3 separate regions of the Mus musculus genome follow, and all the other regions are linked to region 3. Evidence: chromatin loops called from intact Hi-C (ENCODE). Cell type or tissue: heart. All regions are shown on one strand.

Evidence for each region. A loop is a pair of places that touch in the nucleus more often than their neighbours do. Peaks named below come from ENCODE experiments on the same cell type or tissue, not always from the same donor. Only the 100,000 strongest peaks of a DNase experiment are listed, where the experiment ranks them.
Region 1: it touches region 3 in a loop (2.3-fold over the local background); 4 of 42 quality-filtered maps call a loop at or near these places.
Region 2: a loop joins it to region 3, with 6 times the contacts of the local background. A loop is called at or near these places in 26 of 42 quality-filtered maps.

The regions. Positions count from the first base shown.
Region 1 is chr17:86,591,003-86,599,002 of GRCm38, forward strand. The region is part of intron 11 of Prkce (protein kinase C, epsilon); the gene reads left to right. Among named protein-coding and RNA genes, the nearest start is that of Gm52297, 75 kb to the right of the region's middle. In heart, CTCF peaks have their summits at 4,808 and 7,199 (motif pointing right); a DNase peak (open chromatin) is centred at 2,189.
Region 2 is chr17:86,532,742-86,540,741 of GRCm38, forward strand. All of the region lies in intron 10 of Prkce (protein kinase C, epsilon), which reads left to right. Among named protein-coding and RNA genes, the nearest start is that of Gm30284, 92 kb to the left of the region's middle. In heart, a CTCF peak has its summit at 3,252 (motif pointing right); DNase peaks (open chromatin) are centred at 3,290, 3,550 and 7,380; H3K4me3 peaks cover 1,221 bases; H3K27ac peaks cover 3,407 bases.
Region 3 is chr17:86,798,624-86,806,623 of GRCm38, forward strand. Epas1 (endothelial PAS domain protein 1) reads left to right here. Exons shown (of 16, transcript NM_010137.3): 3 at 6,570-6,721; 4 at 7,134-7,218. Among named protein-coding and RNA genes, the nearest start is that of Epas1, 49 kb to the left of the region's middle. In heart, CTCF peaks have their summits at 3,507, 4,278 (motif pointing left) and 5,223 (motif pointing left); DNase peaks (open chromatin) are centred at 2,128, 3,448, 4,128, 4,698 and 2 weaker places; H3K27ac peaks cover 3,817 bases.

The DNA of each region.
Region 1 (8,000 bases), 210 kb before region 3:
TCTGGGAAGGCCCAACCACAACCAGGCAGTGGGGCACACAGCTGTGAGGTAGACACACCCAGGGGACCTCAACACACAGCTACATGGCCTTCCTTGTGGCACCCCAAGTTCTCACTTAAAAACTAGGCTAGGGGTGGAGAGATGCTTCCGAGGTTAAGAGCACTTGCTGCATTCTGAGGACCAGCATCAGTTTCCAACAGTCACAAGACAGCTCACAACCAACTGTATATAATTCTAGCTCCGGGGGATCTGATGCCCAGTTCTGTCCCCCACCAACACCACGCACACACGTGGTACACAGCCATACCTGCAGGCCAAACCCTCATGCACATAAGGTAAGTCATTAAATTAAAATAAAATGTAAAAGCTTGGATAGCAGCAGTGCCCAACTTGTGGTTACGGTGACTACTGAAGGAAGAATGCTTGGGAGAAACACGCAAGCCATTGTTATCCTTTCAAATGCCTTGACACGGAGTCAGGCTACACGTAGGAGCTTGTTGGCTGTACCGGTGCTGGCAAGGATGCCAGATTTGGGCTTGAATGTCCATCCACCTGTATTTGGAAAATAGCATGACCTGAAGTAACCGCAGAAGGACAAAAAAGCGTTTCTAATTCTTGATCTTGTAAAACTATTCCCAGCTGGGGTCCACTCCCTCTGAGGTCAATGCCAGCTCTATTGGTCTGGGAGACTGTGATGCTGAACAACACAGGGCACAGGGATTAATGAGAACACGCAGGAAAAAAAAATGCTAGTAAGAGGCATGGAGAATTGAAGAATAACTGATTGGAGCCAGGGAATCTCACAGGATTAAGTGAGAGGACGGCTTTACGCAGTCAGCACAGGTAGACGCGCCTCTGTGGTGCCGTCCTTTAAGGAGATAAAGCACTTGTTCCCATGATGAAGGCAAGCATGGCTCAGAGGAATCTAGAGAAATCCACCCACCGAGGAGAATGCATATGTGGGTGATTGTGGGTCAAGGTGGAGAAAGAAACTGACCAAAGCTGACCAAATTGGCAAAGAAGGTTTGGAAGACAGACTAGCTCCTGGCAGCTGTGGGAAAACCACACTGAACTTCCTATAAAAATGCAGAGACCGATCCCAGAGATACTCAGCAAAGGCAATGCTGTCTGAGACCCAGTCGGAGGAAGTGTGATCCTCAGAACGCATGGTGGAGGAAGGAGAGCAACTCCTGCAGGTTGTCCTCTGACCATCACAAGCTCCCTGTGGTGGCCTGATGCATCCATGCAAACATCCCCCCCCACACACACACATATGCAAATAAACAGTTTTTAAAGATTTAATTATGTGTATGAGAGGTATGTACCTGTGAATGCAGTGGTCTGTAAAGAACCCTGAGAACTAGAGTTCTGACCTGGGTGCTGGGAACCAAGAGTATTCTGAAAGATAACGATTCAAGCTTAACTCTGGAACCATCGCTTCAGCTCCAACCCCTCCCCCCTCTTTCTCTCTATGCATGTATGTGTGTGTGTGTGTGTGTGTGTATTATATTTGAGTGTATTTGTATGTATATTTATGTGTGTATGTTTGTGTGTGTATATACATGCTCACAGAGGTCAGAAGAAGGCATCAGATCCCTGAGAGCTAGAGTTACCTAAGTTTATGAGACACCCTATGCTGGTGCTGATATCTAAATTCTGGTCCTCTCTGGTCCTCTGATAGAGTGGTACCTGCTCTTAACCATGGAGTCATATCTCTAGCCCCCAGATAAATATTTTTTTTAAAGAAGAAACCTGACAAGGTTTTTGTTTTTTTTTTTGTTTTGTTTTGTTTGTTTGTTTTTTGTTTTGCATCATATAGAGTCAATACTGGTTTCTGGAAAGCTTTGAAATAACAAAAGCCAGGGGTAAATGAGATAGTACTCCATGGTTCCTACACTTGAAGCTGGCTTCAGAGCTTCCTAATAGGAGGCTCTGAAGAAAAACCAAAAAAGGTGGCCTTAGCTAAAGCTGGACATGGAAGGATGGCACAGGGAAGAACACCTTGCCCTTCTTAGGGAGGTAGCTAGGCATTAAAACAAGGTTAGGACCCAGCCTGGTCACTGGCCCAGGAGCCCAGGAACCTGGGACCCTCTCCTCAAGTAGGACTTGATCCAAGCCCCTCCCCTTCGAGTAACCTGCAGATAGAGCAAACACTCTACCTTAGGGTGCTGGCAATGAGGAGGATCAGGATGGAGGAGGAAGTACCGGGATCCGATCTCCTAGGAGACCAAGTAGCACCCCGAGGTTTTCCTGTCTCTGGCTCAAAACTCCACAGTAAACATGATAAAATTAGCAGAGCTAAGTAGGCATATTTGTGGGTTTGGAGGCATAGTTGGTCCTGTTTTTCTCCAATTTGACCTAACTGGAGTTCACTGGGTATGTAATGGAAAAAAAAAAACCCAGCTTGATATAAAAACGCAGGAAATGCCTTCAGCTGCTGCTGATTACAGTAGCAGCTTTCCTTCTGTTATTTTTGTGGCGGGAAAAAGAAAAAAAAAAAGAAAAACAAAGCTACACCCACCAAACACACACACACACACACACACACACACACACACACACACACACACACACACACACCCCTAAGCAGTAGAAACAAGCTGGATTGTTAGTACTTTTTACGGCATTCTTGATTCTGGCTAAATGATGTCACTTTATAAAATGAGAAAGGAGAGGAAGGCATTTAAAATCTCATCAATACAATTTCTGCACGTGTAATACACAGCCACCGGTTCAAAGTTTAGTCGATTGGCCCTGGAAGTTGGAGAATTCTATCAACTTGCATCAAAAGTCGATCTGCCCAGGACAGGTTCAGGTTTTCTCGTGATGCCTTCTTGTATCATGTGCTGGGGGAGAGGACACTACTCACAATTGCTTTCCTAGCATCCATCACTGCTTAGCAAATAAAGCCACGCCTGCAGAGAGATGCTTTCAAACCTGACTGAGAAGCACACTGGATGTTCTCACAGAACAGACATGTCTGGCTCAGGCTGGGGAGTGTAGCTCTGTGCTAAGTGCTCGCCTACCGCGCACAAAGCTGTTTGGTCCTGGGCACTGCTTTTCATAATCCTGCAATCCCAGCCCTAGGGAGTTGAAGGCAGGAAAAGCAGATGTTCTAGGTCATCCTTAGACAGATAAGGAGTCCAAGGGCAGCCTGGGCTTCTTGACACCCTACCCGAGAATTGAGGGGAAGAAAGAGAGAGAAAGAAGGAAAGAAGTGTGCTAGATTCTCACCAAGGGAAGCTAGCAGGGAGAGAATGAACACAACCACCCAGTCTGTTGGTACAACTTAGTTAACACGTTTTAATTTTGGCTTCAGGATTCACAGTTTCCTGTTGCTGTCGTGTACATAGAGTCGTCAATGCCTATAACACTATGTCTTTAAGAACGACATATTTGCCATGTTGAGATTTCCTGGTTTTCACTTGGGTCCACCTGTGAGGCCACAAGTCTTCATTCATAAAATTCTAGGAGATCCTGGCAGGACAGCCAACGACTTGGGAAATTCAATTCCCCTGCTCAGGTAGAAAGTGGAACTGACTTAAGTACCTGCCATGCTTTGGAGGAAATATGCTCAACTCAGTACTTCTCAATGAGAACAGGTAATTCTTATGGGTCCTCTAGCACCGAGGTGCTCAAACACTAGGGACAGCGTTTGGCAATGTCTGGACTTGGGCTGTTGGAACCTAGCAGAGCTGGGATATGGAGGAGATGCGCATCCATACTGAGGGTACTACAACCGAGAGCTACCAACCCAAGCTATCAGTACTGCCAAGGCAGCAAACCCCGGCTCCAGCCCTCGAGTTCTATGATCATGTGATTCCCCAGGCTTCGGGAGCTGCTGTGTTTCAAAGGCCTCCTCTGCCACCACGGATCTTAGGTGGAACACAGCCAGATCTGCAAGTGGGCACGTCCTGTAGGGTCTGACCAGGTTCTGGAAGGCTTTTTGAACCGTAAGAGTCAGAGAAGGCAGAAGGCAGAAACTTGTACCTGTCACCTCCTTTCCTTTCTCCCATCAGGAAATCTTATGATTTCATTTCCACACTGTATTGAACTCTTTTCCCCCCAAAGGATACCACCATCTTTGAAAAATCAAAAGACTCTTTCCCCCATATATATATATATATATATATATATATATATATATATATGTGTGTGTGTGTGTGTTATATAATGTATATATTATATATAATAATATATAATATATTTATATATTAATATATATATTAAGCCAAGAAAAATAATTAATCTACCCTGTAAAAACTAGCATCTTCTAAGTCCTTGATTAATGTGTTAATGGAATTACTGGTGTGACTCTGGCACTTCGCCTGTGTCCAGAAGGCAGTTACAAACCCAACTCGGGCAATGATGAAAAGCAAGCCATCTAAGTCACCTGTAACACGTCCCTGTAACCCACGCATATCTACTCCCCCTGAAGAAGACCATCTCTCGACACAAAATGTTTGCTACAAGCAAAAGTATTTTAAAGTCATTTTAGCCATCAAAACTTAATTTAACCAAAGCATTTTCACGTCCCCACCCTTTCAGCTTCTTTTATGGGGTGTCCATGCCAGTAAATGGTTCCGTGTTCTTGGGGTTTAAAGGATTAAGAATACACAGGTAGTCGGTCGGCTTTCCTTTCTACCTTGGCACGCTCGCTCACTGTAGACACTATGGTTTATGGCCTGTTGGAGCCAGACTGCCTTGAACTGTTTATGGCGTAAGACGAGTCTGAGGAAGTCTCTCCCCAGGCTCTGAAACAGCCCCACCCGGCTGACAGGAGTCTCTCATTCCATTCTCTCTGACAGCAGGGGGCCAGTACATTTCCTCCCAATCTCTGAAACCCATGGGCAGATTCCTGCAAACTCCTGCATGGTCTCTACAGCCCCACACAGGAAGCCTGAAACATTATAGATGCCCAAGGGATATTTCTAAGACCTGGGATTGTCTTGGCTTATAAGGGAGTGTTCGAAGATGCATTGGTCAATTGATTGATAAGAAATCCTGGATTAATGATCAGGCTCGCTATTTTTGCATTTACTTGATTTTGTTTGCTTGGAGGCAGATCTTGCTATGTAGCCTTGACTGGCCTGTAACTCTGAGAGATGTGCTCTCCCCTGCCACCCCAGTGCTGGGATTATAGGCGTGTACCACAAACACCTGGGATTCATGCTCACCGTTTGTTTTTAATCTAAAGTCCTGAGGATTGTTTATTTTTACTTTATGTGTATGGGTGTTTTATTTGCATGTATTTCCGTATACCACATGCATACAGCACTGGAGGACACCCTGTAACCTGAGTTTCAGACACTTGCTACCTAGTGGGTTCTGGGAATTGAACCCGGGTCTTCTGGATAAGCAAGTAGTTGGTGCTCTTAGCCACTGAGCCATCTTTCTAGCTCCAGCGTTCGCCATCTTTAAGAAAAAGATCATCTAGCACCAGACACTCGGAACCTGTCAGTACCCGCATTTGATATGAAAACAGAGAAGCACACACAGAGAGCTTCAGGGGTTCCTATACCTAAATAAATATGGTGTGGCAGAGCCTGATCCTGTTGTTTTCTTTTTTAACATATAATTTATTTTTACTTTATGTTCACTGTATTTTGCCTGCATCTATGTCAATGTGAGGATCTCAGAAGCCCTAGATCTGGAGTTACAGACAGGTGTCGGCTGCTACGTAGGTGCTGGGAATTGAACCCAGGTCCTCTGGAAGAGCAGCCAGTGCTCTTAACCTCTTAGCGGCTGAGCCATCTCTCTCTCTCTCTGTCTCTCTGTCTCTCTGTCTCTCTCTCTGTCTCTGTCTCTCTCTCTCTCTCTCTCTCTCTTTCTCTATTCCTCCCTCCCTCTCTCCCTCTCTTCACTGCACAAACGGGTACTTAACTCCATTACTAACTGGAAACATTCCTGTCGATTGTCAAGCCAGGTATTCTCCATGGAAAATTGGGTTCTGTTCTCCCTAGTAAAATTTTGAGGAAAGGTTCTAGAGCTCTTCAGCAGACTGTCTCGCTGTTGGTTGTTGTACTACTGCCCAATGGACGTGTCTCCATGGAAAATTGGGTTCTGTTCTCCCTAGTAAAATTTTGAGGAAAGGTTCTAGAGCTCTTCAGCAGACTGTCTCGCTGTTGGTTGTTGTACTACTGCCCAATGGACGTGTCTCCATGGAAAATTGGGTTCTGTTCTCCCTAGTAAAATTTTGAGGAAAGGTTCTAGAGCTCTTCAGCAGACTGTCTCGCTGTTGGTTGTTGTACTACTGCCCAATGGACGTGGTCACTTAATCCCTCTCCGGCATAGACACTTAAAGTTAAAAGCAAGTTGATTCAAGTTCATAGGCAAAAAGAAAAAAAAAAGAATAGCTAAGTCGAAGGAAAGGAGAAGCTTTACAAAGGAAAACACCGGGGGCTTCTGTTTTCTTTGTCTGTACACTGCTTAAAGGAAACGCAGAGTGACAGGCTAGGGGGCTGAGTCTTTCATGTCTGAAGCTGTTGTCTCCAACTGTGAGGCAACAGCTGGCATCTCCGAGGCGGTTAGGACCCATGACATGATGAGGGTGAAGGAGTGGGAGGAGGGTGTCCCAAGCAGGACCCCAGAGTGAGGAATGGCTGAGCGGGCAGAAGGATATCTCAGTCTCTTTACCACTGCTGGATCTCCAGCGATTGGGATGCTATGTAGGTTCTAACTTATCCACTCTTCAAGAGTCTTAGGTGTTTAGTGGAAAGGATTGGGCCTTTCTAAACCTCAAGTTGCAGAGAGTTCATGAAAAACACAGCTGTTTATAATATATATTACTTGTTAAAAGGCAAACAAACCTAAGTTGGGACTGAGTTCAAGCAACCCTGCCCAACTGAACTTGCTCAGAGGTACTGAGCTGAGTTCTGCTTTGCTCATTTGTGTGTGGTTGAGGTTGAGCCCAGAGCCTTATACACACTATGTAGCCACAACACACTTCAGCCACCCCCCAGCCCTTCAAGGGAACGTCAAACTATTTGCCTGTTAATAAAGAGACACTAGTGTTGGACGGGTGCCAATGCTGTCATTTTCATCTAGGCATTGTGTCTTGAGACATAGTGACCGCCATCAGAAGATTGTCCGTCCGTAGGCGTTCTCTTTTTAGAAAGCTCTACTTTTCTTTCACGTGTATGGGTGTTTTGCTTACGTGCATGTCTGTGTACCATGTGTGCACAGTATCTGTTCAGTCCAGAAGATGGCATCAGATCCACTGCACTGGGGTTAGAGATGATTGTCCAACTACCACGTGGGTGATGGGAACCAAGAGCAGCAAGTGCCCTTAACCAGTGAGCCGCCTCTGCAGGCCCGCGAGCTCTTCTCAACAACAGTGCAATGTAGTCAGGGGCACCTACATCAGCACTGAGACTCTCTTCCACCAGGAAATCTTACTGGATCAGTTGGCTGGTCTCTACCCTATAATGTTCTGCTTATTCTCTAAGTAGAGACCTCTATCCATAGGTCTCTATCCATAGATCTCCTTAGGAAGGTTCTCAACCTTACAACCTTCTTTCTACTTCATAACTGTAACTTTGCTACTGTTATGGATCATAATGTAAATCTGATAAGCAGGCTATCTGATGCATGAACCTCGGAGGGGGGCGTGACCCACAGGTTGAGAACCGCTGCTTTAGCATCTGTGTTTCTGGGCATTTGGAGGTTGCACTGTGATTTGTGGACACCCATACTATGTGAGCGCACATGAGACCCCCAACCCTTCCGGAGGAACTCTGGGCAATTGACAGTTGTTGAGTGGAAGACAGACATTTTTCTCAGTGGTGTAAGCCCTGGTAAGAAAGATACAGTACTTTTGTAAATATGTCTTTATCCATCCTCCTATACATAGCCCCAAATAAACCCATTCCACACACACACACACACACACACACACACACACACACTACACACACACATACACATACACACACTCACTCACACACACACTCATACACACATACACACACACTCACTCACAGACTCACTCACTCACACAC
Region 2 (8,000 bases), 270 kb before region 3:
TGTGATGCAGATGAGGGAGAAGAGCCCCAGACAGCAACGTCAGGAGAGGCAACATGTAGATTCTGACCCAACCTAGGACTATTTTCTCGGTTTGAAGTGGGAAAAGATCTGATGAACTGCTGCTTGGCTCACTGATCTAGAGGAAGCCTTAGGGAATCAATCACAGAGCTGTAGACAAAGCTGGCGGGGGGCGGGGTAGCTTCTGCTTCTTCTCTCCTGGGAGGACACAAGTGTCTAGGATGTAGTGGCCATGGCCGATTACACAATGCACCCGGTGGCCTCACAACCCATCCAGCTCTCGACCCTGGCACTCGCTGGGCAAGGGTGGAAGGAGTTGCCAATCCAGGTCATTGTTTGCTCAAACCAGAGTTCGGCCAAAGCTGCCAGGCAGTGGGGATTTTAATTCCCAGAAATCCAACTTGGAGACAAGAGGCATTAGGGGGCAGGGGGAGGGGGAGGGATGGTTACAGATGAAAACATCTAGTAAAGATGTTCAGAAAGACTGCTCGCTATAGCAATGGAATCCGTCTGTCCTTCTAGATGTCCCTAACTCCGTGGGTTAGGTCACACCGAATAACCCTGCAACCACTTAAAACGATAAGCTCAAATAAAAGTGTGCTCTCCATGTATCTGCACTTGGTTTCCTTTTGGCCAGAAGAATCTTCTGCCTCAGCAGGAGCCTCTTACGTCACTCAGGGATGAGCCTCTCCGTGTACCTTGTTTAAACAGCAACATGGCTTAGCCAATACAGCACAGAGCGTCCCACTGCCTGGTTGAAAAGAATACATCTTTAAGGTCCCCGGGATTGGAGGAGGCCAGCCCTCACTCATGGGGTCTTTGCAGAGATAAGCCAATCCGAGAGGCAGTTCGCCCTTGACTGTTTGCCCTTACGCCTGTCCCTTGTGGCATTCTCAAGCACTTGTGTCTGGCCTGGGCCACCGGCCTGCCTCTCGTACCTGCCTGCTTAAGGCAGCATCTGAATTATTTTTGAAGCAAACAAGCAAGAGTTGTTGAATGTTCAGAATGCCGGTGACGGTGCGTCTGGTTAATATACGAGGTCTCCTTATCGCTTTCCGCTCAGGGTTGGACATTTGCAACCTTACCATCTAAAGGGAGCAAACATTCGGAGTGAATAAACTGAATGGTAGTCACTCTGTGTTCCGTTCATTTCTTTGTTTGCTTTTGTTTTGAGACAGAGTTTCACTATATAACCCTTAGTGGTCTGGAACTTGCTTTGTAGACCAGACTGGCTTCAAACTGACAAGAGATTTCCCTGCTCTGCCTCCTGAGTGCTGGGATTAAATGCATGTGCCACCACCCCAACCACCAGCATATTCTATATTTTATTAATGAATATGAGAACATTTCTTGGGCTCAGAATTATTCACTATTGGAAGTTGAGAGAAGGGCCATTTGGTCCAACATATATTTTCTCTGAAGGACATAGTGGTTTATTACAGAAATGTATTTCCAGTCCCCTTAGAACTGAAGTTAACAAAATGGATAACCAGTGTAGGCCCTCCTGCTCCAGTCATGATGTGTGAAGTCACACAGGCTGGCCTCTTCATGAGCTTTGTGTGAACAGCCCAGGAGCCTGCTATACTGGAATATCATTGCTGCTCACAAATACGTCATGACACCCACTGTAGATGAGGCTTGAAGTGGGTCTCAGAGTCACCATGGCCCAGGTGACCACACAGTCACTGTGACTGAGAGACTTTTGGAGGGAGACAGGAAAGCCACTATGATCAGTGGTGCCCTCTCATGCTAGGCACACAAAGATGGCTTTGCCTCCCAGGTCCCTGAAGGCCACTGTGGCAGAGGATTCAGAGCCAGAAGACCTTGGGCTCACCAGGGTCCCTCTACCCTCTCACTGGTGTCTACCTGGTGTTCATCCCCGGGACCCAAGGATTCACGGATGAACCTGTCAGTCTTACAGTCAGACAGAAGGTCTGCTTGTTTGTTTCTGTAATGGTTTGCTCTTCATTCTGTTTTTTTGTTTGTTTGTTTGTTTTGTTGTTGTTTGTTTGGTTTTTTTGTTTTTTGTTTTTGAAAAATTAGTTTGTTTTATTGTCTCTGATTCCTCCCTGGCCAATGTTGTGGTTAGCCCAGTGTCCCAGAGAGGCCCTTTCAGTCAGTTTATGGAAACTGAGTCCTTCCTTAAAATGGTTCCTGTAGACGGGCTGGAGTGGAGCTCAGTACTGGAGCCTGTGCTTAGTGTGGACAGGGGCCTGGGCTTAGCTCTGAGGATGGGGGGGGGGGGTAGCTCAATGGGACAGCACCTGTCCAGCATGCCTGAACACCGGGGTCTGATACCCAGAATGACAAAGAAAAAAATGCATGCTAGAGAAAATTTCAGTGCCTCCTTGGCACCTAATCGGGGCTGCCACCTGGTCACCTCAGCACAGGGCTGGCAGTCCTGAGTGTCCTGTTGGCACCTTGCCCCCATTCACTCTTCAGTTAAATACTCCTTGCTAGGAGTACAGTGCTGTTGAGGGCTGGGGACGTGAGTCGAGCCAGCTAGACGAAGGCTCCTGCTGAAGACAAGATGGAAGGCAGGGCTGAGAGCCAGGGAGTGTGCTGTGGTCTCCCTGTGGGTCTTCCTGGCACATGGATGGGCTTGCTCCATCCAGTCAGTCTCTTCCTGCAAGCCACGGGCCGTGTGTCATGAGCGTCCCGCTAGATTGCTAAAGCTGTGCTTGGGAATTAGAAACAGGACACAAACTGAGGACTAAGCAGTAAACGGGAAAGCCGGAAAGGATGCTGCCTGGGGTTCTCTGAGACCCACAGCAATGCTCTCCTTACTGGCAGATTGCATTTCCCCTCCCACTCCTGACCATAGGTCCTTTCATTTCCTGTATCCTTTTCACTAAATTGAAGGATTAATGTACATGTTATGCACTTAAACAAAATGCATAGATATTCAAGCAGTTTCTCCATCTTACTAGATAGATTCTTAGCATTCACATTAAGAATGGCTAAAGGGGCCGGGCAGTGGTGGCTCACGCCTTTAATCCCAGCACTTGGGAGGTACAGGCAGGCAGATTTCTGAGTTCAAGGCCAGGCTGGTCTACAAAGTGAGTTCCAGGACAGCCAAGGCTACATAGATAAACCCTGTCTCGAAAAAGCAAAACAAACAAACAAACAAAACAAAAAACAAAACAAAACAAAAAAATGCCCAATGGAGAAAAGCGAACAATTTTCTCCCTACAGACCTTACCAAGTATCTTGCAGTTAACCATTTCAGCCACTAGGTGGCGAGAGTAGTTAGCAAGGCAAGTGGGTCTTTGTGACTCATCCAGGCAGGAAGAGGAGACTGGAGACCTAAAATAGTTTAACTGAGCGAGGTGACCAAACGGGTGCCGTTCTAGAAGGATACACTCTGAAGCTTCTGGTTTCCAGTATTGGCAAATATTTCCTTTCATATACAAAATTCTAAAGTTAGACAGGAAGAAAAATAAGAGTAGGACTAGCTCTCAAAAAGCAGAGCCGTAGAAGCTTGCCCTGTCTGGTCCTACTTTTGTCTGTTTGAAACGAAGACGCTGAAATAATTTCTGAGCTCATAAGCAGACTACAGTGTCTGCAGCTGCGCTCTAAACCCCACCCGGTGGGGACAGAGCTGTTTGGAGCTCTATGAAACAGGCCGAGTTTGTTTGTTTTTATTTTAAATAGAAGTAAACCGCGCTCCCAGGATAGAGAGCCCAGCTACCGTGCTACTCTGACCATCTTGAAAACTGACAAGAAAGAATTTGTCAAGTGTTTGGTCCGATTGAGGTCTCACTGTTTTCTTCTGGGTGATTCCTGTTCGGTAGGAACGGGAGCAGCGCTTTCCTATCAAACTCACGATAGGAACCCGGGGAGAGGGCGGGAGATACATTTGTAATGACTTCACAGAATTTCCCTTCCTCTGTGAATACCTGTCCCAGGCGTGGGTCCTCAGATTCTCCACTGGCTAATGACATTTTAGTGTCTATGGAAATCATTAACTTCCCTGAGAGACTCAGCCTCATTCCTTTGATAACTGAAGCTGCCTATATCGCAGCGATGCATTCCTCCGTACTCCGTACTCTTTGGTAGTCACCAGTTAATCAGATTTCCTTCTGCTGATACTTTCTTTAATAAGAGGTATTTGGTGATGACGGAGGGGCAGTTCTAGCAAACAAAGGGTTTAAACCCAGCCCCAGGGGCTCTGGTTACGGCAGCCCACACCCGATGCAGAGCCTGACTGAATGCTATCGCTTTTCTAGATTAGATAGAAGAATTAGGGAAACATTTTTTTAGGATACCTATGGTCTGGTTTTGGTGACAGTTCATACAGTGGGAACTAGAAAATGTTGCGCTGGCCTAATACTGATAACAGAAAGTATTTTAGAAGGCAGCACTCTATTTACAGTTTTAGTAGACTATCTTTTATTTATTTACTGTTCATATCATAAATGTAAACAACGTGTCACCCCACAAGCACCCTGACGCGCCCTCTCCCCCCACTTCATGTACCTTTTTAAAAGATTTGTTTATTTATGTTGTGTGTATGAGTGTTTTGCCTGCATGTATGACTGTGCTCTACATGTATGTATGGTCCCTGCAGAGGTCAGAATAGGGTGTGGGATTCCCTGGAAATGGAGTGGTTACAGATGCTTGTGAGTCACCTTGTGGGTTCTGGGATATGATCCCAAGCCCCCTGCAGTAGCTACAAGGGCTGCTAAGCACCAGCCGTCCCTTTAGTGCCTCTTCTGGCTCTGTTGCTCTTGTGATCCACCAAGCCAGGTTCTTTCTGTGGGATCCTTAGTGTGACACAATGCTCTCCTTCATCCTCGCACGTGTCTCTGTCATGGCCCAGGCTGTGGACATTGCCATTACCCATGAGTATGGGGGATAAGGGCTGGGCGGAGCCATTGCTGTTGCTACTGAGACCTTCAGCGGTACACGTCATTTGCAACCAGAATATGAAGGAGGGGGACGGTGACCTACTTTCCAAACTTGCAAGATCATGCTTGAATCTATGTGACCCTTAGACATTCTTGACCTTTCCAAATTTTTTATCTAAATTCTGCCCGATTTCAGAGCTGGGACTTGATGTTTTATGATAGCGATTCTTCAAATTGTTCCTATTCAATAGGTTTTTTTTTTAAATGGCAATCAGTAGTGGTGATATAGTCCTGAACGATACAGAATTAAGCAATAACCAGTGAGCTCTGTCTGTGGGGCCACCGGAGAGGCTCGGGTGGTGTGGCCAAGCCTGGATTCTATCCACACTGCCACACACTCCCCCCCCCCCCTAATTTTTAAAGGTGTCTATTAAGAAAGAAAAATGGGAGAGATGGCTGTTTGAACCCTGCACCTTAAAAGAATGCTGTCTATCTAGTATGCTTTGGTCATATGGAAGTGGTTATCTCTGAAAGTCCACTGAGAACCTTAGTCCAAAACAATAGTTTAGTCTGTCTTGTTTTCTCACATTCTTTTGAAATTCCTTATTTCCCAACAAGGGGGGAAGTAGGTGTCACTTAGGCGACCACTTTCTGAGACTCCCCGAACAGCACGCAGTCACCTCTCCTGTCCTCTTAGGCTCCTGGGTTGGAGGGTGAGCATCGCCCAGCTAGTGAAAGCTTTACCTAATTCTGTCCATCAGAAGGCGGGAAGGCCATCTGCGTGCGGGGACCACGCACTTCAGGGCATGCGTGCTGAAACTGTAACTACACTTCCGAGAAACGGCTTTTCAGATGTCAGCAGAATCCCTTTGCTTTGCCCACTCCAGAATTAGATACTTCTGTTGGGTCTTTATCTTCAAGGTCAAGATCTTGTCTTGTGGAGTGTTTTTGAGACAAGAGTCTCACTCACTATGTAGCCTGGCTGGCCAGGAACTCATCTCGGTCTCTAGCTCGGAGATGCTGGAATTAAAGGTCTGTGCCACCCCACTTTCTCTCCCCCTTTTATTAATGAGCACACAAAGACAAGATAATGCCTCTGGCCTCCTGGAGTTTCCAGTTTCTCTCCCTCTCCCTCTCCCTCTCCCTCTCCCTCTCCCTCTCCCTCTCCCTCTCCCTCTCCCTCTCCCTCTCCCTCTCCCTCTCCCCCTCCCCCTCCCCCTCCCCCTCCCCCTCCCCCTCCTCCTCCCCCCTCCCCCCCCTCTCTCTCTCTCTCTCTCTCTCTCTGTGTGTGTGTGTGTGTGTGTGTGGCCTTTGGAGGCCAGAAGAGAGCATCAGATTTCCTGGAGCTGGGTTAAAGACAGGGCAGCAGGGAGTTTCCTCTCATAGATGTAGATGTGGATGCGGATGTAGATGTAGATGCGGATGAAGATGTAGATGTAGATGCAGATGCAGGTGTAGATATTGATGTTGGGAACTAAACTGAGGCCCTCTAGAAGAGCAACAAGTGCTCTTAATCCCTGAGCCATCTCTCCAGCCCTTGAAGCATCAGAAACATTGGTGAAGGCAAGCAAGAAAGATAAGAGAAATTAAACTATTTCCAACAGGAAAGTTGCCATAAAATAGCTGTATTGTATTTCCAGTCCATAAGTAATCATAGACATTGTAAGTTCCATTCCTGATCCCAGGAGCATACTGAATGGCTCTTTAGCTGGCCATACCGTCTTCTGAAAAGCTTGCTTGCTCTTGCCTAATGCAGTTGGAGCTGGTAGCCCTGAGTGTGCCTTTTAGGACTGCCCTTCCTTTTAAGAGTATGCCTTCCTTCTTGTCTGCCCATCTGCAAAAGTCCAGTGTTCCTCCAGGTTCTGCTATTGTGTAGCGTTCTAAAGGGCGAGGAGATGGAGATCCAGCCTTCAAGTGGACCTCGGTCCTTCTCTGGGAGAGAATAAGGTGGCAGGCCCTGACATAGAAGGGGGTACATAAGAGGGGAGAGACTTCCAGGCTGCTGAATGATGAGATAAAACCTGTAACATTGGGGAAGCGGAAACCTTTGTGACTTCCTTCTCTTTGTCTCGCTGGATCTGTTTCCCCAACACACCCATGGGGATGCCTGCTTAGCTGCAGTCACCTCCAGGCCCTAGGGGCTGGGAGCCACATATGTGAGATTCACCTTCTTCCCCTCCCTCCCTTGCTCCTCAAATAGATAAGGAAGGATAGAACTGGTCAAAGCCTTTTGGCATTTGGATTTTGCAGTTACCAGGGAAAGAGGCCAGGAGGCCATCAGCTTCAGCTCAGAACTCCAGACTTACGCTCATCCGGCCACCTCATATTACCCGTTACATTGTGTTCAAATGAATTGTGAAAATAAGTTATCGCCGCTGTGCGGGGTGCAGTTTACGGACCCATCTGTCTCTGCCTCTCATAAATTTCCCTTCCAGATGACCACAGCACGGCAGAAGTTTCTGTCTGTGCTGGTAAGCGGCAGGCAACTGTTGTCACTGGCTGACCTCTGGTTAGAAGTCCGTGGGAACCGCATCGCAGGCTTCATTGATGGGGTGGAATAGTTAGTTCTGCGGCGAGGTCTGTCTCAGGGTTAGAGGGAAGTGCTTGCGGATATTTGTTTCAGTCCGTGCTTTTGGTATTTTGACCAAGTTGGCACTGTTTTATCTCATCCAAACAGAGATACATGACAAAGGACAACTGCTGTTGGCTGACTCCGGTTCTGTGGATGCATTCAAAGAAGCGGTGTTGCTTCTATACATGGTCAGGAGTTAGAACTGCTATAAACTGCTTCCAGGTAGATGAGATTAAAAATAATAAAAAGATGAGTAATTTTTAATTACCTTGCTTGCAAAATAGTTGGATGTTACTGAAGTACTCAAGAATGCAGACTCTTAAAGTATCTTAAAAATGTATCATTCAAGCAATAGATTTCTTTCAAAAGATAAATTCCCAGTTGGTCCTTAATACCCCCATGCTGGCAGGGCATGGAGCAGTGTTATAAGACGTGGATGTAGCGTGAGTGAAGTCCCGGTTTCATCCAACATCACACACGAGCGAAAGGGAGGGTTATATCATCAAACTGTACTGGAATCGGTGCCGAGTGACTGCTGTGCACTGTGTAGTGAGCCTCTG
Region 3 (8,000 bases):
CCGTGCTGTTACAGAAATGAGCAGAGAGTGGAGAAAGCAAGGGCGGAGCCGCTGCACACACAGCAGGGCAACAGCAATTACTCAGATTTAGACGGTGAAAATGGTTGAGGGAAGCTCAGGCTAAGGACTTGTAAAGCCTGGACTGCTAAATAAAAAGGCAGACTCGGAGGTGTCTCACCCATGCCCCATGCATGCCTTCATTTTACAGAGGATTGTCCTCTTGGAGAAATGAGGACGACAGTTCGGTGATTTGTAGGATTTTGCAAAGCCTGTCAGGCAAAAAAAAAAAAAAAAAAAAAAAAAAAAAAAAAGAAATGTAGATAAGGGGCAGGGAGCCAATGTCCAAGTGAAGCAGCTAGAGCCTGACCAGGACTAGCCAGGAGCAGTGGGTGGCCAGGAGGTTCTGAGAGCTGTGTCTTGCTGCCGTAGCAGGGACACATTGTCTGTGCTCGCCCACACAGAAGCCTGTGTGTCTTCCTCGATGGGTCGAGGTTGATTTGCAGAGGGCTTGGCTAGGGTTGGATCTTCCGAGCTTATCTGCCCTCATGTGTCCTGGTGCAACCCCTCCCGCACTCCACGTACTACACAAAGCCACAGATACAAGAGCAGACACCACACGGAGCAGACATCTCAGGAGCTCTGAGCCTTGAGAACAAGGACTGCCTACTCTCTAGACAGCATAAGCACGGACAGACCAGAACCCTTGGCGCGTCAGCTATGGGGCTCCCAGGCCTGAAGAAAGAAAAGTTAGAGATTGATAAACAAGTTTTGGTCATCTGGTCCTGGTGACCTTAAAGAAGTGCTCCTGAGTCCAGCCACGGAAGGAGATGTGGCTTAGTTCTCCTTCTCTGCCATTTCTCCAGGCTCCTACCAGGCACTCTCGGGACTGGTTATTTCCAGAAATGGAATGTAAAATGAGCCTTTTCCTCCCCACCCACCCTTTGTTTTAGTGTGTGCATGCGTGCTCTGGAGAGGTTAGGGAAGAGCGTCGAAGTCTTGCTTAAAGACTTCAACCTCCCTTCTTTTAGACAGGACCTCTCGCTCGACTCGAAGCTCACGATTTTAGCTAGGTTGGCTGGCTGGCAAACTCACAGGATCCTGACTGTGCAGGTCAACATTGGGGTTCCGGGCACACACAGCCAACCTGTCAATGCCGAGGACTCGAACTCACATCTTCATGCCTGGGCAGCCAGTGCTCTTATGCACTTAGCCACCCAAGTGGCTCATTGTTTTAAATTTTCACCTATTATATGCATGTGTTTGTGGAGGGGAGGAAAGGACAACTTTTGGGAGTTGATTCTCCCTCCCCACCATGGATAGGGTTCCAACCAAGTTGTCAGGTCTGAATAGAAGGCCTTTTTACCTGCTAAGCCATCGTTTCAACCCTGAACCATAGGTCTTTATGTTTTGTTTTTGTTGGTTAGTTGGTTTGGGGGTTGTGTTTGTTTGTTTGTTTGTTTGTTGTTTGTTTTTTGAGACAGGGTTTCTCTGTATAGCCCTGGCTGTCCTGGAACTCACTCTGTAGACCAGGCTGGCCTCGAACTCAGAAATCTGCCTGTCTCTGCCTCGCAAGTGCTGTGGGTTTTTTGTTTGTTTGTTTGTTTGTTTGTTTTATGTGACAAAAAGTTTAGAGGATCTTTGAGCAGATATCCTCCTGCACTTTGCTTATTGGTGTTGCTGCCATCTCTCTCAGAAACATTGTACACAGCTCTATCTCATTGGACCGCAGAGTCCATGAAACATTGTTGGATGATATGAAAGTCTAGCCTGTTGTACAAGTTATAGCTTTGAAGTAAGTCTAACAAAAGAAACGATGTAAGAGAAAAATCAGAGCGAACTCTAATGTCTTTGGACCCACCTTTTAGCAGTTACGTGTTACAGTGTTACAACATATACTTTCCCAACTCAAAACAAACTACAGACTCATTACTTAGGCAAGTGGAGTTTTGTATACCTCAGAGTTCAAACGCCTAAAAAATACCAGGCTTAGCGTTAGGGCCAGTTTCTTCTTTACTTAGCAGCACACTTCCTTTGATTTTCACAGTAGGCTGCAGTGTGTGGGAATGTTGGGGAGGAAGCCTCCGCGCTGAGAACTCCAGGCTGAGTCGGGCCACAGTTGAGATTCATATCACAGGAAACAAACCGAAACAATAGCTTTACGATACTTGCTTCCACACTGGCCCAGGAGGACAGAACACACTGTGGCGGGAACATGGGTGGAAATATCACTTGATTGTCTTAAATCCAGATGAACCCTGCGCTCTGGGGCTGAAGTGGAGTCGCTTCTGCGTCCCAAGAGCTTTAGACCGCAGTAAATGTATAGAATGTGCATTCGCCCCAATTCTGATTTGAGGCTTCCCAGACTCATATGTAAAAAAATCAAATTCTCATTACTGCAGAGTTGGAGATCAGCACAAAGCCAGGTTTCTAGACATAAATGTCAAGTTTATTTTTGATTATTTTGATTTGAATTTGTTTATGTTTTATTCCTGGCATTTGCCTAGTGAAGTCACACAGTCTGCTCAGGATATGATTCTCCGATCCCTGAGACATTAAAATCCAGGACATGGTTTTAAAGCTTTCACCATGACTTCTCAGGAAAAGTGGGACAAAGGGGACAGAATTACAGCAGCAGATGTGATTTCTGTGCCCTCCTATGCCTTGTGGTAAGACCTGTTTTCCCTGGTTTTCAGCCCAATTGTTTTACTGTCCCACCTCCCCCGGCCCCACCTATACTCAAAATCAAGGCCTTTTCTGTCCTGTTTGGAAGGAGGCCAGTAAGATGATTCATGCCAGGATGTTACTGGCTGAGAGCAGCCAGCGGTCCCTTCAAGAAAGTCTAACCTTGCTTATAGCATTCTCTTAAAGCAAAGAGTCTGGCCAGTCAGCGACAGTCACTGACTGTAGCGCCCCATAGCATTTTATGAAGGCTAGCGCAGCAAGCAAGGGTGGGGGAGCAGGTGTGAAAAGAACAAAATAAAAATCTCCAATGCTGGACTTGTGGGGCACACCAGGAGAGCAGCAGCAAGGCCAGCTGAGATCTATCACTCTGCAGAAAGTGTGAGATAGCCCCAGCCTGCTCACAGTGCGGCATAAGGCACAGTAAGTGGCCCACACTCTTTATGTTTGCCGTCAGTATGCCCGGAAGACGCGTGCACAGCCTTTGAAAGGAAAGACCCTGCGGAGATAACTAAGTAGCAAGCACCAGGGAAGTAGGAAACCTGTATCGGAGCTTGTTAGGAACAAGGAGTTTCTTGAAGATGGAAACATCTAGAAGGATCATCCGGGTGAAGTAAGAAAGCAGCAGCCTTACGGCTGGCACAGCCAGGCCTCAAAGACCCAGTTAGAAGCCACCTGCTCTGCCACCTGCTAGTTCACACAAGGCAAGTGGCTCTACCATACTGGTGTGCCACCCAACATGGGCGGTGCTGCCTAAAGGAAATGAGCAGTGCTCCGGAAAAGGCCCTCCACAGCCTTCTCAGCGGCACATATCCTGGCGGTGGGAGCCATCAAAGCCTGTTTACTGGGGCTATTTTTAGCATTAAAGAATTTCGTGGTCCTTCTCAAAGGAGACAGTTCGTCTATACCAGTTCTTTGAGATTCGAACCCTGACAGATTCTGGGAAGCAAATGGCCAGGATGTAGAACCTGAGCTATTTAGACCACCCAGCCCAGTTCCTTAGCAAGCACCTACTTTATTTTGTACCAATGGTTTGCTCTCCGTTGTTATCAGCATCCCCAGGAGGGGCTTAGGCTCTTCGACAGATGTCTTCCTGGCAGTTTGTTGGTTCCTGAATTGCACCCTTCCTTGCAGTATCCCCAGCTCTCCCTGAGACAGGACTGAGTGTGTAATGAGTGCTGTGAGCCAGGGAAGCCATGGAGGAAAAGCCTTAGTAACTGCAGGGAGGGAGGGAGGTCTGGTGTGCGCAGCCGCCAGGCATAGCAGTTTTTAGCAGAATTGTGACAGGAGGCTCAGGGCTCTGGGTGCAGCAGGGGGATGTCTGCCTCCCTCTTGGCTGGGAGTGACCTAGCCAAGTTCCTTCAGAGACTCCCAGGAGGACAAGCAGGTGCTAAAAGAGCAAATAGTTCCACTGAAGGAAGGGGCCACACCCAAGCTGGGCTGCTCTAGGGTCGCAGGGAAGGGGTGGGGGAGGGTGCTATTGGCCATTGTGACTTCAGTCTCAAGATGTTCCATGTCTGTGGCCCCAGACACCCTTCTCCCTCCTCTCTAAAGGGCAGTCCACCTGCCACTGTAGCCAATTTCGCCACCTCCTGGAAGTAAGCGTGCTGGACAGTTCGGAAAGGCCGCTTGGCTGTGCCGGGCCTGTTAAAAACAGGAAACTTTAAGCAGAACTATTTTCTCTGGGTCTAGTTAACCCCGATAGGTTGTCTTGGGATTACTCCAGATTTTGAAGTCAGTGTTGCCACTGAGATCAAAGAAGCTGAAGTGAAAATAAATTCTCAGTAGGCCTCAGCACTAGCCTCTGTCTGTCTGGAGAAAGTAGCCACCTCGCCCTATAACCCAAATGCAGCTGAAACCTTCTCCGGGCATGTTTCCGGGGTCAGGCACCCTTTGCCCAGACTGGCTGGTTTTCCTGACGTGGGGGATAGTCTTCAGCACGTGGTCTCTGGAGCGACAGCTTTGACACCCTCTGAACACTTTTTGTTGATGTTGTTGTTGTTGTTAAAGGAAGAAAAGGCACTTTTTCAGCTTCCCTGAATTAGGAAGGAAGCCTGGGAGGAGGTAGAACCTTCCAGCACCACCCTGGGTGGGGTGCGGCCTCCTCGTACTAGCCAGGTCTTGGGCTCTGAGCTCAGCTTAAATTTTCAGCAGAGGGTTCCACGTTTTTATTTTACTTTGCACAAATCCCGCAAGTTGCATAGCAGTCCTGGGCCCGCCAGAGGTCCTGGCCCACCCACTCAGCCTTGGCTAGACTTGAACTCACTATGTAGACCAAGATGGCCTGGAATTCACAGAGATCTACCTGCCTCTGCCTCCTGATAGCTGGGATTAAAGACCTGCTCTAACACACCTGGTTAAATCCAGATTTCTAAAGCACACACATATTTGACATTAAATAATGAACAAGAAGAGGGCATAGCCTGTGGTCTGAGGATAACAGCCAGGAGCCGGAACAAGAGCTGAGCTTAGATTGCAGAGGTGGACTTGGTAGTCCAGGACACACAGAGTGCATGGTTGGGGGTAGAGTTCCCCCACAACGCCCCCTAGTGTCTGCCTCTTGTCCCTCACGGCTTTGTGCCTCTAAGTTCCATTCTCTTTCGACTATTCTATGTGCTATCTATCCCCGGACTTATGTCCCCAAAGTGGTGCTCTGAGAAGCCACCTCTCTGCCCCTTGACTGGAAGAGAAGCTTTGGGACACTGGGCTCCCTTATTGTCCCAGTCTCTGATATTGGGCCATGGATCTTCTGCCTCTAGCTGGCCTCTTGTCTGTCCTGGGAGGAAGGCTGTCTGTGTGTCCTGCAGTGGTGGCCCAATCCTGTCCAGTTGCCTGACAGACCTCTCTTTCCATACTCATGTGAACTCACATTCCAGGTGAATTAGCAAATTGCTCTTTCTAACTCTATGAAGAATGGAGCTGGAATTTTGCTGGGGATTGTGTTGAATCTGTAGAATGCTTTCGGCAAGATGGCCATTCTCACTATCTTAATCCTGCCAATCCATGAGTGTGGGAGATATTTCATGTTTCCTCTCCATCCTATGTCTTCTTTTTTAGAGTCATCTCTCCTCTGACTGCTGGAGCTTGTGCTCTCTGTACCCCTTCTTTGGTACCCCATGGTAATGTGCGTGAGGGCTTATTTAGCTTTGTGAGGTTGTGAGCCACGAACTCGCCACCTTGGCTCTGATTTGAGATAGTAATGGTGTCTTAGAGGAGGGAGCAGATGAGGTAGAGCTTGTAGTCGTTGATATCACTTTAAGCAGTTAATTTACTTAACCTTACAATTCATGAAGATGGGAATCGCTATCCTGGTTTGCTGGTGGAGGACTCCAGCGTTCAATCGTTACCCAAAGTCATAAGCAAGTGGGAAGCAGATGTAGGAATAGATACAACATTTGACTCCGAAGCTTGTGAGGTGGTTGAACGTGGCCCTGCACTTAGCTCCTGGGGCTTCCTAACATTCTAGACATCATAGCCTTTGGAAAAATGGCTTGACTCAGAAGTCTTGCACTATAAAATGAGACTGCAAATGGTACATGCCTTGTGCGTTATTGAAAAGCCAATGTAGAGTGTTTAATGCTGGGTCTGTCTGTGGTTGATGTTCCACTTACGTTAGCAGCTAAAATAACTGCTGCTGCTGCTGCGAGGTCTAGCATTCTATCTGTAGCCTCTACCCCCAGCCTTCCTATTGGTACAGCAAATTCTGCTACCACAGAAACCACGCTGTCCCACAGTCATTGTCAATGTGGCCTGGGTGTTCCACCAGGCATGTGGCAAATGTTAGATGGTTGGTAGTGTGCCTTTCCCTGTGCCCTGGAGCCATGCCTGTCCCCTCGGTCATGTCTGTTTTAACACTCGTGCCCCTGTTGTTCATTCCCCTCTCTCTCCAGTCTGCTCTGAAAATGAATCTGAAGCTGAGGCCGACCAGCAAATGGATAACTTGTACCTGAAAGCCTTGGAGGGTTTCATTGCTGTGGTGACCCAAGACGGTGACATGATCTTTCTGTCGGAAAACATCAGCAAGTTCATGGGACTTACTCAGGTGACACCCTCTGCCTCGTTCAGTAGGAAAAACATGTCTTTATTTGGGGATAGACACTAACGGGGGGTCCTAGGCATAGTCTTACTTGACTTTTCCTTATGCATTCCCATATGATGATGACAGTCCTTAGGACTTCCCAATGTCATGGGGCTTGACATTCCTTGTGGCTGCCCTGACAGGTCTCTTCTAGCTAGATTAACTTGGCAAAAGTATAAATCAAGCCCTTGTTGCCATCAACATTGCTCTGATACGTCTGTAAGTCCATAGACCCAATATTGACTGGAGACTATTGATAACCACTCAGTTCATCCCCCTGCCTGTCTCTGAATGCAGACATTATCCTAGCTTCCTCTTGGAGTCCGAATGACTTCATCACTAGGAGTAACAGCATCTGGCCTTGCTTTTGAAACAGGTAGAACTAACAGGACACAGCATCTTTGACTTCACTCATCCTTGCGACCATGAGGAGATCCGTGAGAACCTGACTCTCAAAAACGGTAAAGTGTTCTTCTTTGTTTGCATTCTTCTCATGACCCCCAAAGCCTGCACAAATAGCCCAAATGGATTATGTTCCATAGATACAGTTGGACTAGCTTCTGGGTGAGTATGCAGCTGTTGAGATGAGGCCCAGCACATAGAATAGCTCCTAATGGCCCATCCATGATGCCTGATGTCACACTACGAGGTCAGGGTGCCATCTCTAGGACATTTCATCATCACCTGAGATCAATCATCTCCGCCAAGCGACACCACCCAAACCAATAGCTTCATCTATGCCTGATTATTTATGGGAGCTACAGGTGCCTTTTGTCGTGTATCAAGCCACCCAACACACAGGCTTAAGCAATCTCCCACATTTCTGGGGATTCTGTGGGCAGGTCTCTAGCTCAATGTGACATCAGCTGGATTGCAGCCATCAGGGGCTAAACTAGGTTGAAGTGATTAAGATGGCTCACCTGGTGTGCTGCTGGGACAGTGACCACAGCTCTCAGTCTATGGAGCCTCCCGGTAGCCTTCTTCATATGAAGACTCCAGAGCAACCATCTTGTATGACAGCTCAGGCCATGCATCTTCCTTCTCCCCTGTAAAGTGCAGCTGCAGAAGCCTACAGACCATCCTAGGCCCTAGCCCTGAAATAGGCATGTCACCACTTCTAACCCTATTCGGCTGGCGAGGGAAAGGTTCAGGCTTGCCCTGTGTCTCAGGTCCGTGTCAAGAGGCATGGCCCTTAGGATTACCACTGAAGAGCAGCTATGACGGGAATGTGGAGATTTTCAGA